Regions from separate parts of the Homo sapiens genome. Here region 1 is linked to region 2. A link is a loop called in an ENCODE intact Hi-C map of the cell type or tissue named here. Cell type or tissue: Caco-2. All regions are shown on one strand.

The links. Hi-C counts contacts between places; a loop is a spot of excess contacts. Peaks named below come from ENCODE experiments on the same cell type or tissue, not always from the same donor. Only the 100,000 strongest peaks of a DNase experiment are listed, where the experiment ranks them.
Region 1: it touches region 2 in a loop (2.4-fold over the local background); 25 of 110 quality-filtered maps call a loop at or near these places.

Annotation. Positions count from the first base shown.
Region 1 is chrX:38,276,038-38,284,037 of GRCh38, forward strand. It overlaps a transcript of RPGR not described here. Among named protein-coding and RNA genes, the nearest start is that of RPGR, 47 kb to the right of the region's middle. In Caco-2, no CTCF peak of the experiment used is centred here; a DNase peak (open chromatin) is centred at 3,394.
Region 2 is chrX:38,187,706-38,195,705 of GRCh38, forward strand. The region is part of intron 1 of SRPX (sushi repeat containing protein X-linked); the gene reads right to left. Among named protein-coding and RNA genes, the nearest start is that of SRPX, 29 kb to the right of the region's middle. In Caco-2, a CTCF peak has its summit at 4,537 (motif pointing right); no DNase peak of the experiment used is centred here.

The sequences.
Region 1 (8,000 bases), 88 kb after region 2:
TGGGCTTCTCTAGCTCCACTTTCAGGGTGATTTTTGCTTCCTTAGTGATATCTTCTCCTATTCCTTCTATACATAATTTTGTCTAGACTGCACCTTTGAAGAACTGATCACAACTTCAAATACTGCTGTGACCAACTTTCAATCATTCACACATGTAAACATACACAGGTGTGTGTACACATACACACCCCATTTCTGCCACCAGTGCCAGGGCTCCTAACTTTGCACTTTCAGCATTTCAAGGACTGAGTGCTGAACTTCTTGGTTAATTTCCCAACGGTGTACTATCCTGGCCCATACCATTCTACTTCCACTCATGCGGGAGGCAGAATGCTACCAAGCAGCATTCTAGAAAGTGTGCTAGAGACAAAGTTTGCTTAGTTCACAAATAAGCCAAAGCCTTTCTCTTATGGCACATGAATTCATGTATTCATGTATTCATGGGAGTATTTCTGATCCCAAAGGCAACTGGAATCTGTCCTCTGCAGAAACTAGAGAACCCATATGTTTTCTCCCAGGATCTCAGGATTTAAGCATCTATCATCATACCTTTTCAATAGTTTCAGCTGAGCTATCATCATTGGTTCTTTCTGCTCCTTCTGTTTTACTGTGATAACCTGTAGGAACACTTTCATCATCTCCCACAGTTTTCTTCTTGCTTTCCACATTTTCAGCATTAATTTCCTCATCCACATCTTCTAGTTTTAGTTCCTCAGTTTTAGAAAATTCATGATCCTGTGACAAAATTGACCATCAGAGAAGAGTAAGATTTTCTTGTTAAAAAACGAGGGATTTGATATTGCTGTCATAAATAATTTGTGTCATCTAAAAAAACCAGGAAAATATTAATTCAAATATTGAAGCCGAAGAAAAAAATACTGTACAGTCCATGCTGAATATCAAGTTACTGTATTAACAAGGATTTTACGCATGCCACTCTATTTCAATGACTAGGATTTCCAAAATTCTTACTAGCACCCATGGCAAGGTTACAATGGAAAAAAAAAATAAATACTCTTTCTTGGTTGTCTCACAATGCTTTCAACCTTGAGAAAAGTTTAAAAAGCGTTCTGTCTACTGTAGCATTATAACATAATCATATCTATATATTATATTCATTTTCCAAAATATAGGGATTTAGAATCACTTCAGAAGTACGATTCACTGACAGTCATGAGGAAGATAAGTATAATTATTTACATTCCAGGAAAAAAGATAAAGGAACATAGACAGTTTAAATGGTTTGCTCATGGTTATTAAAAGCAGAAGGAAAACCAAACAGAGGCAGAACTTGTTCTGTCTGGCTACTGGCCAGCTAATCCAAACGATAAAAGAGGCTGTCTATGGATTTGATAGACTGATAGTAAATCATGGAATGCTTATTAAGTATAGGCAGAAAATATTAGTTTCAGCCTTTATTCTACACTGAGATTTCTTTTTTTTTTTTAACTTTCTAATTTTGGGTGAAATACTCTGATTGTCATTAAGATATTAGGTTTCTCATTAGATTCCCCCCCATACTTTTCATTTACACACTTCACTAAAGTTATAACTTTATAGTTTATTATAATTAAGTTTATTATAACTGCTTCTAAAATATGTGAAGCAGTTATCAGTGCCATTTACTCCTTCAAATAACATTTGTACAAAGTTCACCTTGGCAATATTTGCTTCAGACCATATCCCCTTCAACACTGTAATTAGCTTTTGATGGTCAGCTTTCTAGTAGCTGTCTGGCTAAGGATAAAGCCTGACTGATACTCAACAGAATCTTTAGTAGGTGGTTGGAAAATAATGCCTCTAAAATTTAACTCACCTTTCTTCTGGTAAAAATATAAAATGCGAGAGTCCAGGCTAGGAAGAGGATGTTTATACAGTACACCTTAATAGTAAACATTAGTGTCATCCTCAGGCCAATTGCAAAGGCGTGGCCTAATAGCATTCCCACTGAGGACAGGAAGCCCTAAGTAAATAAAGCTTTGAGATTTTAAAAAGAGTTTCAGAAGCTACTCAGGAAGAATTAGATTTAGGTTAATCCAAGGTCATGAGGCAATGTATGCAAGAGAGGAATGTGGGAGAAAGGAACATGGTACCAGGGCAGACAGCTATTTCAAATGATGATTGATTAGACTGGGTAGGGTTAACATGAGGTAGTTATCATTTACTTTTAAGCTTTGTTTTTGTCTGCATGATTCCAACCGCCTGTTTTTTGCTTTTGTTTGAGACAGGGTCTCACTCTGTCACCCAGGCTGGAGTGCAGTGGCACAATCTTGGCTCACTGCAACCTCCACCTCCCGGGTTGAAGCGATTCTCCTGCCTCAGCCTCCCGAGTAGCTGGGATTACAGGCACCCACCACCACACCCAGCTGATTTTTGTACTTTTAGTAAAGACGGGGTTTCGCCATGTTGGCCAGGCTGGCCTCAAACTCCTGACTTCAGGTGATCCTCCCGCCTTGGCCTCCCAAAGTGCTAGGATTACAAGCGTGAGCCACCACGCCCAGCCTGATTTCCCCTTTTGAGTGACTTATATTGTGTATCATGCCTAGCCAGGTATACATTATGGGTAGCTAAAATTATCAGAAACAACTTCACTTTGAAAGGGAATGGGAAGATTACTAGATTTAAGACTTATGACTGATAGTTGTCTGCATAAATATACATAAATGAAAGGTTAACTAAAAAGAACAGTGCTCCTGAGACAAGGAATTTCAGACTATGCCCCTCTTTTCACAGAGGGAGGGATCAGTGAGCTGTGTTCCCAGCATAATCCTCAATTACTTGGGAAGCTTGGCTAACCTAGCACCTGGGTCAACTCCAACTGGGCTTGTTAACTGAGGTATTCATGTAACCACAGGATAATGTCATGCTATTATAAAAAGACACGTGGGAGTTTTACCTTATTTTAGAAATAAGTAAAACACTCATAACAAACTACAATTTTACTCATTAACTTTAAACAATCTATAACAATGAAGAACTTTTGGAACTATATCATTTTCTAAATTTGAGAAAGCTATTAGAAAATGACATTTTCACTAGAAATCACATCATAGCACTCACAGACTAAGCACATTTAAAATTATTCTAAACACATCTGGACGACTACTTGAAGTCACAGAAAGCACTTACCTTTTAAACTGAAACAATTTGGGAGTGACTGGCAGAATACTGTCATTTTATAAAAAGAAAGAGTAAAGTTTAAGTACATTCTTGGCACTAGAACCATCTAAGAAGATGTAAACAGGTAGTCTGAAATGGTCAGTATATGTCTGTGTCTTGCGTTAGGATCACAGTAAAGAAGTGAATGGGCCTGACCTCTCACAAAAGGACCCTTTGTTTCATTGGTCAGGCATGGCACAGTCAGGTGCAGACTCTGGTCTGGCCCAAGGCAACACTTTTCATATTTCTTAAGGAACAGAACAAGAGAGCAAAGGTTCCTACTGAGGTTTCTGTTTACTTAAGAACACAATTACATCGCATGCTTTAAGGAGAATGCTGGGATGGGGGCTGGGGGGTGGGGCTGAGAGTGGGAAATGACTGAAAGGGGTTAAAGTGAAGCTTCTGAGGGAGCTGGTACTGTGTTTTTCCTTGATTTGGATGCTGATCAGTTTGTGATGGGTGTATTCACTTTGTGAAAAATATATTGAGGGACACATGTATGAGATAGGCACTTTTGTCCGTGGGTATTATAGTTTTTTAAAAGTAATAAAACAAACCAGAGCTATAAAGTATAAAATTTTGTGCTATAATTCAGAATTTCTGACATGCTTCAATGTCATGTAGGGTAGAAAATGTTTCCCAGATAGGTTAATATAGCATAAAACTTTGTATTTAAGTTATATCAGGTAGAAAAATCAAAATTTCAAGTATATATTTTTTTTTTGGACAGGAAAAGTTAACCTGTAAGTTCATGTTTTAACTACACTGAAAATCATGGAAACAGCAGTATGGGGTGGGAAGGGCATTAAATACAAAGCCCTAAGCACTGCTTTCCAAGCCTTAATCTAATCACTCATGGCCTGAGCATGGCACCCAGTGAATGTATTTTATAGTCTACCTGTAAAATGGAAAAATAACATTAGCAATACCTACCTCAGAGGGTTTGTGTAAAGATTAAAAAGATTATTTACAGAGAAAAATAACATGAGCATATACTATATATTTGTATATAAGTATAAATAATTTTGTAGAGGCCCCTCCATAAAAAGTAAGATAGAATTCTTAGTGTGCATTGAGGACTGTCGAAAAACAGTAAGTTTGGACTTTTTTTTCCCATAATGTCCCAGATCTTATCACTGGAAAATAGTTCATTTAAAACGTCCACTTATTTTTGTGTCCTCTATACATCCTTTTATTGTGAGCCAGGAGCCTAGCATCAAGGCCAGTGAGGGAAGGAGCCATGGGAACTGGGGAGAGGGGTGCCAGCCTCAGCTCAGCTTCAGGTCAGTGTTGCCACAGTGTGATGCTCCCAGACCCAGGCTTTCCAAAAGTCCAAGAAACATTATTATTATTTGAGACAGGGCCTCACTCTGTCACTCAAGCTGGAGTGCAGTGGCACAATCACAGCTTACTACAGCCTTGACCTTCAGGGCTCAAGCGATCTTCCCACTTCAGCCTCCTGAGTAGCTGGGACTACAGGGCGCACACCACCATGCCTAACTAATCTTTTAATTTTTTTGTAGAGACAGGTTTTTATCATCTTGCCCAGGCTGGTCTTGAACTCCTGGCCTCAAGCAATCCTCCAGCCTCAGCCTCCCAAAGTTCTGCGATTACAGGTGTGAGTCACCATGCCTGGCTGAGAAACTTTTTAAATGTAAAATCTCCTGACATTTCAATGTTGGCAACCAATATGATTTAAATAAAAAAAAACTGCACCAAACAAAATAAGTCTGCAGGCCAGACTGCACCCATGGGCTGCCAGTTGTGATCTCCAAATTCTTGGCTGATCATACTACTTTATAATCTCTTAAACTCTTCCTTCTTTCTAGGCACCACTCCCTTATGTCATTCCTAATCCTGTATTCTCACCACTGAATACATTCCAGTTTGATAGGCAGGCCTACAGAAATAAATGTTCAGAGTATAGAATATCTTGCTGGCGAGCATTTTTATTCTCATTTTCAGATTTATTCTTTACTATCTCTACTCTTTTTCCTTAGAAGATTTTCTTGTTGTCCATAAACAAATGCATGATCCACGACTATACCTTATGTGCTAATTATTTTTATTTATTTTGATAACAAGGTTAGGACACAGAGGGAAATGTTCAGTGACAGAAAACACACCTAAATTTTCGGCTAACCACATGAGTGTGATCAGCGTTTCAACACACTTTAAATATTTAGGGGCATTTATTGACTAATGTATGGTGTGTAATAGTTTCACTCCACCTTATACTTAAGCATGATCATTATTGCAATCTACTTTATTCCCACAGATCTATTTCTATAAGCCAATTTATATTTTGCTATTATGTTACATTTAAACAAAAGTCAGGTTCACATGACTAAACTCACGCACATCAGTCAGTGACCTGGAGATTCATGAGTGTAGCTTTGCACCTACCTTGGTGTGATCACAGAGTATAATTAGAGTGATACAGGTTACCATTTGCTGAGTGCCTATAACATGTTTCATGTGTTAGGTAATTTAATCGTCAAAAGTCCCTTCCTTTATCAAATGAGGGAAATAAGACTCAGAAAGGTCAAATAACAACCACCACCACCACCACCACCACAACTTTTCTAGGTGTCCACACAGCTCATCAGTGGAGGGCTGGGATTTTAACTCAGTTCTACTGGACTTTGGAGCCCATGTTTGTTTCCAAACCTGCTCATTTAATTTGAGGATAATAATGGCTGTTCTCACAGATGTTTTTTTTCTCCGCCTCACTAATGTTTAAAGCATTGCAGATTTTTCTTTTGGTTCATAAGCTCACATCAATAACACTCTATTCTTATGTATATATTAATTATGAACAAAATTTATCATCTTTTCCCCAGAAAACCAAAGTCTCTGGAGTACACATCTCCCTTCCTAAATTGAGAAATATGCTTAAAAAATTAAATATTTTAAAAATTAAATATCTATATCTGATATTTAATTTTCACAGTTCTGATTCTATTCCTCTGCAGAGCAGATTTCCCGGAGCTCATTCTTTCCTGGCAATGTGGGTTCTGCCCCTGGCCCTCTACTAGGCTGCCTCCTAGAGGCTCTCTCTGCAGCTACTACCACTCCTTCCTCTCTGAAACCCCTTCTTTGGCTTGGGTGGTATCTCTCTTTCCTAGTAAGTATGCTCCCACACCTCCTTCTCAGACTTCACTTTCTCAACCTCTCCCTTACCTACTGACATTTCTCTGAATTCTGTCTTCAACTCTCCTCCATTCACATTAGGAACACTTCCTTTCAGTCAAATCCAGTTTTAACTACATCTATGAGCTGGCGATACTCAGCAGTCTCCGTGAGCTCCAGATCCATACAGGTATCTGCCTCCTGAACATCTCCTACAATCTAAAATCAACAGTAAAAAACTGTCTCCCAAACATGCTTCTGCTCCCTTATTCTCGATCTTGCTGAATAGTACTCTTTCTACTCAGTTCTCCAGGTCAGAAACAAGAAAAGCTTGGCCTTTCCTTCTTCCATGGTCACATTTTATTTTTGCTATGTAAGTGTATAGCAAGTTTCTCTATAGTGAAATAATAGAAGACATTTCAGTTGCACTCACCTTGACTGCTGCTGTTCAGCAGCAGCAGCAGCAGCAGCAGCAGCAGTTTCTGTGGTAGGTAATCCTTTGCAGCTTACCTTAAAGTCTTTTTCAGCCAGAGTCCTCATTAGGAAATGTAACTCAATGGATTCTATATATACTACTCACACTTCCCTCAATAATGATCAGTAATAAACTACTATAAAAGCCTGAACAACCAGCAGATGGGAACAATAAAGAAGGAACCAGTTATTTTAATCTATATAACCAAGTGTTAATTCATGAGGGACAAAGTGGTCTCATTCTTAAGCTTCCTTTTTTTTCTCCTAAGATATATAAAATTTACAAACATGTAAATCACTTCTGTCGATGAAAGCCTGGATAGACCTGGGTCTTTTGTACCCCAACCCACCCCTAACCCACAATACACTCCTCTCCATAAACTTTTTGAGGGTACTAGACCTGCCACATGTGATTAAATAAATGTTCGCCCAACAGTGGGCACAGAAAGTTAGTGTGTGCTTAGTAGTTTAGGATAACTGTTTACTTTAGTATAACTACTAGTTAGTTTGAATGTGGGGTCGCTTTGGTGACGAGACTTAAGATTTTTTATTGAGGAAAAAGGAATTGCAGAAAATCTGGGTGTGACAGAGCTCTAGCTGGTAATGAACAACTGCTGTTCCTATAGAATCCCTTAGGTCACTCATTCTCATTCTATAATTTTCCAGATGAAGAAATTGAGGACTGCAAAGCTAAGAGACTAGCCCAAGTTCAGACAGCTCAAAAGTACAAAACCAGAAGAAGGGCTTTGGTCTCAAAGTGACTAGGGAGGCCAGTGTTCTCCACTAGAAAACAATGCTTGCATGAACTACCACTTCTAAAGAGCACAAAATGTTTTTGGCCAGGGAAATGTGAAGAAATGCTATTTAAACGTGGACATATAGACCAGGTTTAATACTGAGATGGGTGTATTTTAGAACGTTGTTTCTGTATTACTGGCTGATTATCTCTTCAGTAGAAGATGAATGCTCATAGCTATTACATTAATAACTTGAGTTTAAGAGTTTCTCATTTCCCTGGAGGTTTTTTTCTTTATGAATTCTGTGTCATCCATCTTAATTATTTTAAATCTACTTTTTAAATAATCATGTTCGGCACATATATTTTTATCATAGTATTAATTCTTTTCTACTATCCCTTAATGAATGTGGTCGAATTCGGTAAAGCAATGCAATGCCAAATCAGTACATTTGGTTAGTTAGGGGAAGCTGCCAGAGATCCTTGCAGCTAAGGCAAA
Region 2 (8,000 bases):
CTAGTGACAGAAATGGGCTAACAAAGGGCCTGTCCATAGCTTGTGTGGACACAGGTACAGTGGTAACCCTTCTCTCCTCCATAGCTAAATCTGCAGAAGCTTCTCTTCTGGAAAGTCCTAATTTATGGGGGCTTTTGAAGAAGCCCAGAAGTCAGTTCCGTATGCCTGACTAGCAGGCAAGATCTATTCTGTTATATCTTGGCAAAGTTTCAACAGAGGAGAGATGTCCAGGAGTTGTGTGTAAAGGTGTATATGTTTGAAGGAGTAGAGCGAAAAAGAAACTTTAGCTTTTCAGAGCACCAGCTTCAACCCCAAGATGAAGGCTCAGAACAAGTACACAGAGAACCAGGATCTGTAAATGAGACATTCTTCCTTGGATTCCTTACATCCCTAAATAAGTGGCAGACTAATAGATAAAAGCGCAAGAGTAAGAAAAGAGGGGAAATACACAGAGGAAGATTCTTGTTCCAAATGGAACAAAGGGATCCAGAAAGATTAGTCTAAACCTTTTGCTAATCATGGGGAATGAACTGAAGAAAATGTTTATTACCAGTGCTTTTCTTGTGGCAGAAGATTCAACAGAATGTTCAGATGAAACAAGTTTATAGGACATATCAGACATTCAGCTTACCAAATCCCTGTCTTTACTACCATCATAAGTGCCTCAGCGATACCAACCATCAACTAAGAATAGTATGTTTCAAACTGTTGACCCCATTTAGTAGGTCATGACTAGTATTTTTGTAGTGAAATAGAATTGAAAATGTCAGGGTGCACTGCACATATAAAGAATAAACCTTACTTTGTACAATTTTTGTTTTTATATAGGTGTATGTGTGGTAGGGTATCCCCAGTTTGCATAGCACAGTCCCATTTTATGCCTGTTGTCCCAGCATTACTTTTTCAGCTTTACTGGGGTATAATGGGCAAAATTATATATATTTAAGGTTTACAACATGATGTTTTGAAATACGTATCCATTGTGATATAATCACCATAATCAAGCTAATTAACATATCCATCACCTCACATGGTTACCATCTAACATTATTATTAATAGCATTCTCTTTCACACTCAAAACCTTCCTGATTTGTACAATAAATAATATATTCACTCTAACAATAGGTCACAGTAGAATATATTTCTTCCTGTGGGTCTTGTCAAAAGTATTAGAAAAACAGTGATTTAAATACTTTGAAAACCTACATTTGTTAAGTTAATTCGGTTTCCTCCCTCAGAATGAAGGAATCTGAAAATCTGAGAAAGCCTTTGGGGGATCGGTGGTAGAAGTCTACTTTTATCTGATTTGTTCAGGGCATAGATGTTATATCCCATGAAACAGCAAGCAGACACTGAGTTTCCTCAACTGCTCATGGCCATCCTCTCTGGTAGGATGCAACTGAAAAAGCCCTGGGATTAAGTTCCAGTGCCATCCTGATTTGGGAAGCCACTTTTCTTTCCTGAGCCTCAGTTTGCTCATCTGTAAAATGGGACACCAGAAGTGTTTAGAAGGGCATAGTACCTGTTTTCAAATTATGTTACCCTAGAACACTCCCATCCTCAACCTCTAGCTGGGACAACAGCAGTCAAGCAAATCAAATTGCCCTCCTCCTTCTACACCTGGCAATAAACAAATTACCATGGCACATCATTTTAAAAATCTGCCTGGTCTTTCATTTCCATTGCCTCTTTAAGTCCTCAGTGCAACCTTATGAGGCAGGTATCATTCAGTGACTAGAATGTAAACCTGGGGAGGGCAACAACTCTTTGACACTTTGTTTATGATTGTATTCTCAGCTCAGAGAATGAAGTGATTATCAGTTATAGGAGAACAAGGATTGAACTTTTCTGATTCTAAATCTCATGCAATTTCACTCCTTGTTTCTGTCTTCATGACTCAGAAACCTACCTGAAAGCCCTTTCCCTCCTCTCAGTTCCTTTCTTGTGTTTAAAGCTATTTCAAAGCCTAGCTCCCCCAGTTTATCTTTCCTAACCATTCCATTCACATTGATGCACTCTGTTCACATTTTTAAATCAGCACTGATTTTATGTTGCGTTGGATTTTCAGAAGCCATTTCGAGTTTTTTCTTCCCAGCTAGACATCAAACTCTTCAGGGAATACGGTCAGGGTTTGTTTCCCCTTACTGCCCCTGTGAAACTAACAAAGGCTCTCAAAAGTTTTCTTCCCCTTGAGACTTTAGCCTACACATTACTGATATGCTCAAGCTGTTCCATCAATATCAGAATGAGACATCCATCTCCCTCAGTGAAGGCTGTACTTACAGAAACAGATACTGTATTTAAGGCACAAAAAGCTGCCCAAATAAAGCTGCGACTGGTACGTCGTTCTTGGCAGTAACCCAGCAGTATAACTTACAAAATTCTGGCACATCTTGGCAAAACTGAGAATAACTGAATTCAGAGAAGACAGAGTCTAAGAAAATAAAATAAAATCGCCACAGTGTGTACTGAGAATTGTAGGCAGCAAACTTTTAATTGCCAGCTGTAGATTGATATTTTAATATAGTACATTAAATGGCAGAGAGAGACAGAGAGAAGAGAGTGTGAAGAAAGATATTTCCAGAAAACAGCACTGAAACACTGAAATGAACATCATGAGAATGCCTGAAAGTGACAGGCTGCAGTCTGCTCAGCTGAAACCTAAGGCTTCTTCCTTATAAAACATTCTCCGGTTCCCCAACAGGGAATAGAACACGAGCACCCAAGAACAAAAACCTGGACTTTACTTGAAGTTTTTTACAGATGGCTATTTTATCCAGCTCTGCCTGTGTTGGGAGGTAGAATCATTTCTTTTCTGGGTAGCTTCTCTCTTGAAAGCACCGATTTCTCCATTCGGTGCCCTTGAACTGATAGTCACACAGTAGCTGTTGTCAGTTATTATTATCTTCACTGGGAGACTCAAGCTCTAGTGGGAAAGTGAAGGTGCAACTAAGCTGACGGCAATTCTAGTTTTCAAAATGATCATCTGCAGGCTTTTGGCAATACCTGTTGTGTGAGGCTACACCCCAGCACACAATGCCTGGTGCTAGCACTTCCTAGGTGTGATAGACATCTATTGTGTTCCTCTCAAAGAAAGAAGAGCCTTTCTTTTGGAAAACTGCATTATTCCTCATACCTATGTGGTTCTAGTAGAGGTGAGTTTATCCTATCCCTTGACTACAGGAGCAATCATATGAACCAATTACATGAACCAATGAGAATCTTGGAAGGATTTTTCTCTGGTGGTAAAATGAGGAAGATGTGAGCCCTGAAGCTGCCAACGACAAAGATTAAATCTCATACAGAATGCTAATTCGAGAGAATGAAGCCATCAAAGAAAAGCAAAAACAAAACAGAGAAAGAGAGAAAGAGAGATCCCACAATATTTGAGCCCTTGGTTCCAGTATTGCTTGGCCCCACAAGCATACCTCTGCCCTAACATAAGATGATAAGCCCATCCTTTCTTCAAAGCTTTTTCGAAACTGGTTTCTGTCATGTGCCATCAAGAGTCCTAACTTAAACAGTAGACCATCAATTTACATTTGAATGAAATAGATGACTAAAACATACAGCATGACATCTGGTTTGAGATAAGAAATCAATCTCAGTGTATCATTTCCAATTCCCTATTTCAAAACAATACTATAGCTCAGACTTAACACTTTAAAATTAAATTAAAACATTAGTGAGCCATTCCATAAATTTAGTGGGACCAGCTTTATTTGCAATAAAATACATTAGATTAGAATAGGGGAAAATAGCAGATACTTATAATATACCATACATAGTAAAAGTGAGCATTGTTTCATGACACTTTTGTTTCAATTATACACAGACACACACACACACACACACACACATATACCATATTTTATTGACTCTAAAACAACACTTTTTAACATTTTAATTTCCCTGAACCCAAGATGAGCTCTATAATCAATGGAATGGCATAGTTTAATTGGTATCATTTTTCTTTTTTAGTGATACCTAAAATAATGGTGACTGACGACTGACAGAGTTTTGGAGTTGATGGCATACTGTGTGCATGGTATGTGTGTGTTTTGGATTGTGATATAAAACATATTTCTTACTGCAGGTAGCAATCAAAAGAGTTTGAAAACAATTGTATTACACACCTTATCTAGAACTCCCAAGTTGATAATCAGAATAGTCTTTGCTGTACATATCAGCTAAGTCATTTATCCACTCTCATATTTACATAATGCCTTAACACACTAGTTTTTTACAGGGTTCCCCAAATGGCTTTCTTCTCATTGTGGAAACTTCCTGATCCTCATGGGGAAACCTCAGGCAGCAGAACAGGCAAGTGGAGATAATATGTTGCATGGATAGGCTTCTGGTGCTATCCAACGAATACCACATTTAGCCCACTGCCCAGCTAAAGAGAGCCCCACAAAGAGGCACAGCGTGGCTTGTAACCCTGCCAAAGTATCAGGGCACTGATGACAGGGGAGTCATGTGGCCTCTCACCTACAGATGGCAGCATCCCCAAAGTGCATTTATAAATCAGTTGCTTATAATTTGAAATTGGCTTTTCCTTGGAAACCACATTATCAGTGGTGATCAGGTCCCCTAGAGAGTCCATAAGAGCTGTTTTAAGCCATAATATAGTCAAACTCTAGATGTCCCTGGGGGGATGGCTCAGGGTCCACTAAATGGGGAGGCCATTCTCGTCCCTCTCATGCCCGCTGTCCCCTGCCCTGAAACACAGCATTCAGGTTCATTCTACTTCCTGTACAATCATCCTGCTACTTTTCAGTCTCGAGCTGCTGACCCAGACAGAGTTTAACAAAGAGGCTAATATGGATATGGATATTTATATGTGTGTCCTGTTTTCTGTTATTGAGAGTGCTGTGATCCAAGATTTTGAAGCTCAGAAATTCCAGATGCAAACACAAATTACCATTTTATTTCTTGGCTGCTCTTAAGGATGCTGCAACTTGTCAATACAGGAGCCTGCAGGCATGTTGGCCCCTTCCCAGTCCCTTGCTGGAGAAGGGCCTGCAGTGACAGGCTCCCTTTGTCCTTCCCCTAGGACCAAGGCAGGCTGTCTGCAGGGAAGGGACTGGAGGGGCTGGTGAAGTCCTCATTTGCAGCGATGAGGGCAGTTCTCAGAAACCATGGGCCAGTGAAAAAGGCAGTATGTGCCCTAAAGGGAACTTTGCCAAAAATTGAGTCTTTCTGAGCAATTTTCCAGCATCCTGGTGTGCAGATGAAAGTCCAGGGTAAGAAGGAAATAAAAGGTAAATTAAATGAAGTAGCAACTATTTCTCCAGCCTTTTACCATGCAGGAGCAGCTTTGTACAGCACCATCTTATCTGGTCTTACTGGCCAAGGTAGACACCAGTGAGTCCTAACACAGTCCTTACAGTCCTAGCTTGTAAGAGAGAAGAAATACCTACTATTTAGTTAACAGACACTACCTCAGGCACTGCCTTGGGTGATTTACATGAATTATTTAATTCAATCAAGGTACTCACATGAATTCACATGAAACCTATCCAAAAAAGAAAGGTGGGGAGGGGGGGAAATGCAAACACACTATTTTGCAGCCCTAACAAAACCTGTCAGTAATTGTTTTGTTAGTATGGGTCTTTTAATGTTCTTCTATGTGTAGTAGTCAAGTCACATTCAAATTTTACACAGCACAATCAAACTGGGTATGGGATCTTCATCATTGTTAAGGCTGCATTAGGGAAGTTAAGACAGGGCATTTTTAGAGCATGAATGCCAATGCTTCCTAGAAATTCCCCTCTTCAATGAAATTCTGAGCAAGGAATTATAAATGAAAAATTAAAGCAGGCAGCAAATGGGAAACACCCTAGGCAGTCTTTTTCTCTCCTCCCTTGATGAACACCCAAAAATTTTCCTCAAATGCTTGCAAATGGCAACTTTTTGTCTCATTGTAAAATCTTGAACAAGTGGTAGGTCAGCCATCTCCACTGAGAATTTTCTAGTTTGTAAATCTGAAGAGGATAATTTGAGGAGGTACATATGTCCTTCAAACATCAAATTACAGATTGCTCTGGCACAATATCATGAAATACATTTGAAAGTAACTAAAGGTTGAAAATGGAATCAATTTCAAAGTCAAGCAATTAGGATCCTATTTCAGGCAGTATGGTGAGCCATGTAGCCTGGCTGTGCTTACATGAAAATCAATGAAAAAAATCCACTTTTAGCTTGCAAGAAAGTAAGAAATACTGTGAAAGCAGGATCCTGATTAGGTACCAGATATTAAGGCTCACCTTTTATTCTGAGGATAACTGCCAAAACTGAGCTTTAATTTCCATGGACTGGTGAGACCTTGGATACAGAAGACAAACTCCAGAGACTATTCAAGGTCATCAGTTTTAGAGGAGACTGCCTACATCCCCTCACCCTCACCTCCTACATAAAGCTGATATACCAACAGCCTATACTCTCAGTGTAAAGAGTGAAATAAATCCATCCCATGTATAGGGACTACAAAGAAAAGTTCTCATCTTGTACCCCAGCAGTGAGTGAAAGAAGGAAAATCCTTCCCCTGAGAATTAATAACCATATTATTATTACTATTATATTATTACTAAAATACCACTAACAATAATTAAAACCACAGTCATACCATTTCTGACCCATTAGTTTGGAAGAACTCTAAAAATATAACAAGATCAAGTGTTAACAAGGATGTTGAGCAATGGAAATACACATTGGTGCTAGAAGTTTAGATTGGTATAACTTCCTTAGTAAATAATTTGGCATTATTGAACAAAGTCAAAGATATGTATGCATATTATCCAGCAATTCAACTCCTAGGTACTTAGTCTAGAGAAATTCCTGCACATTGTTCAAGGGAGATAGACAAGAATCTTCCCAATAGCACTGTTTACAAGAACATAAAACTAGCAACAACCCAAAATGCACATCAAGAGTAGCATGGATAAATGATGGCATATTTACACAATGGGATCTTACAAGATAACGTGAATGAAAAAATCACAACTGCATGTAACAACATGAGCAACTCTTAAGAATCTAATGTTAAGTGAAGAAAAGCAAGCAAGTTATAGAAGACTATATTCAGCATGTGTCCATTTATACACAAGTCAAAAGCATGCAAATGTAAATAATGTTTTTTGTTTGTTTGTTTTTGGTTTTTTTTTTTTTTTTTTTTTTTTTTTGAGATACAGTCTTGCTCTGTCACCCAGGCTGGAGTGCAGTGGCGCGATCTTGGCTCACTGCAACATCCACTTCCTCGGTTCAAGCAATTCTCCTGCCTCAGCCTCCCAAGTAGCTAGGATTACAGGCACGTGCCACCACGCCCAGCTAATTTTTGTATTTTTAGTAGAGATGGAGTTTCACCATGTTGACCAGGCTGTTCTTGAACTCCTGACTTCAGGTGATCTGCCTGCCTCGGCCTCCCAAAGTGCTGGGGTTACAGGCATGAGCCACTTTACCCGGCTGTAAATAATGTATTTTTAGAGATATAAACATATTCTATAAAGAAAATAATAGGAATGATAAATACAAAATTTAGGACATTGGTTACCTCTGAGGAGATAGCGAAAGGAAAAGAATCCAAAGGAAAGAATAGCAAGGACTACAGGGTAAAGTTTTTGCTCTTTTTTTGGTAAGTTCTTATTAAACTGGCTGGTAAGTAGAGGTGTTTGTGGTTTTTTTTTTTTTTTTTTTACCATACCCATATTATGTAAATATTCTTTTTTTCTACTCATTGTTTAATTTAAAATTTTTCAAGCAGAGCAATTAAAATATCTTTGATGCAAAGAGCTTGTTAGGTTTGTTTCTCATTTGTTTGCAATGATAAGAACATGTTTATCCAAGAAGTTCTTAAAAATTACCATTTGGGCCTCCAACTAAAAGATATGCTTTGCCAATAAAATTAGAGAGTCTTAGATCTGGAAATACTCTTGGAAGACAATCTGATGCACACGCCAGCCTCAAGTACTGAGAGAGTCCCAATGAAAACTCAAAAGTT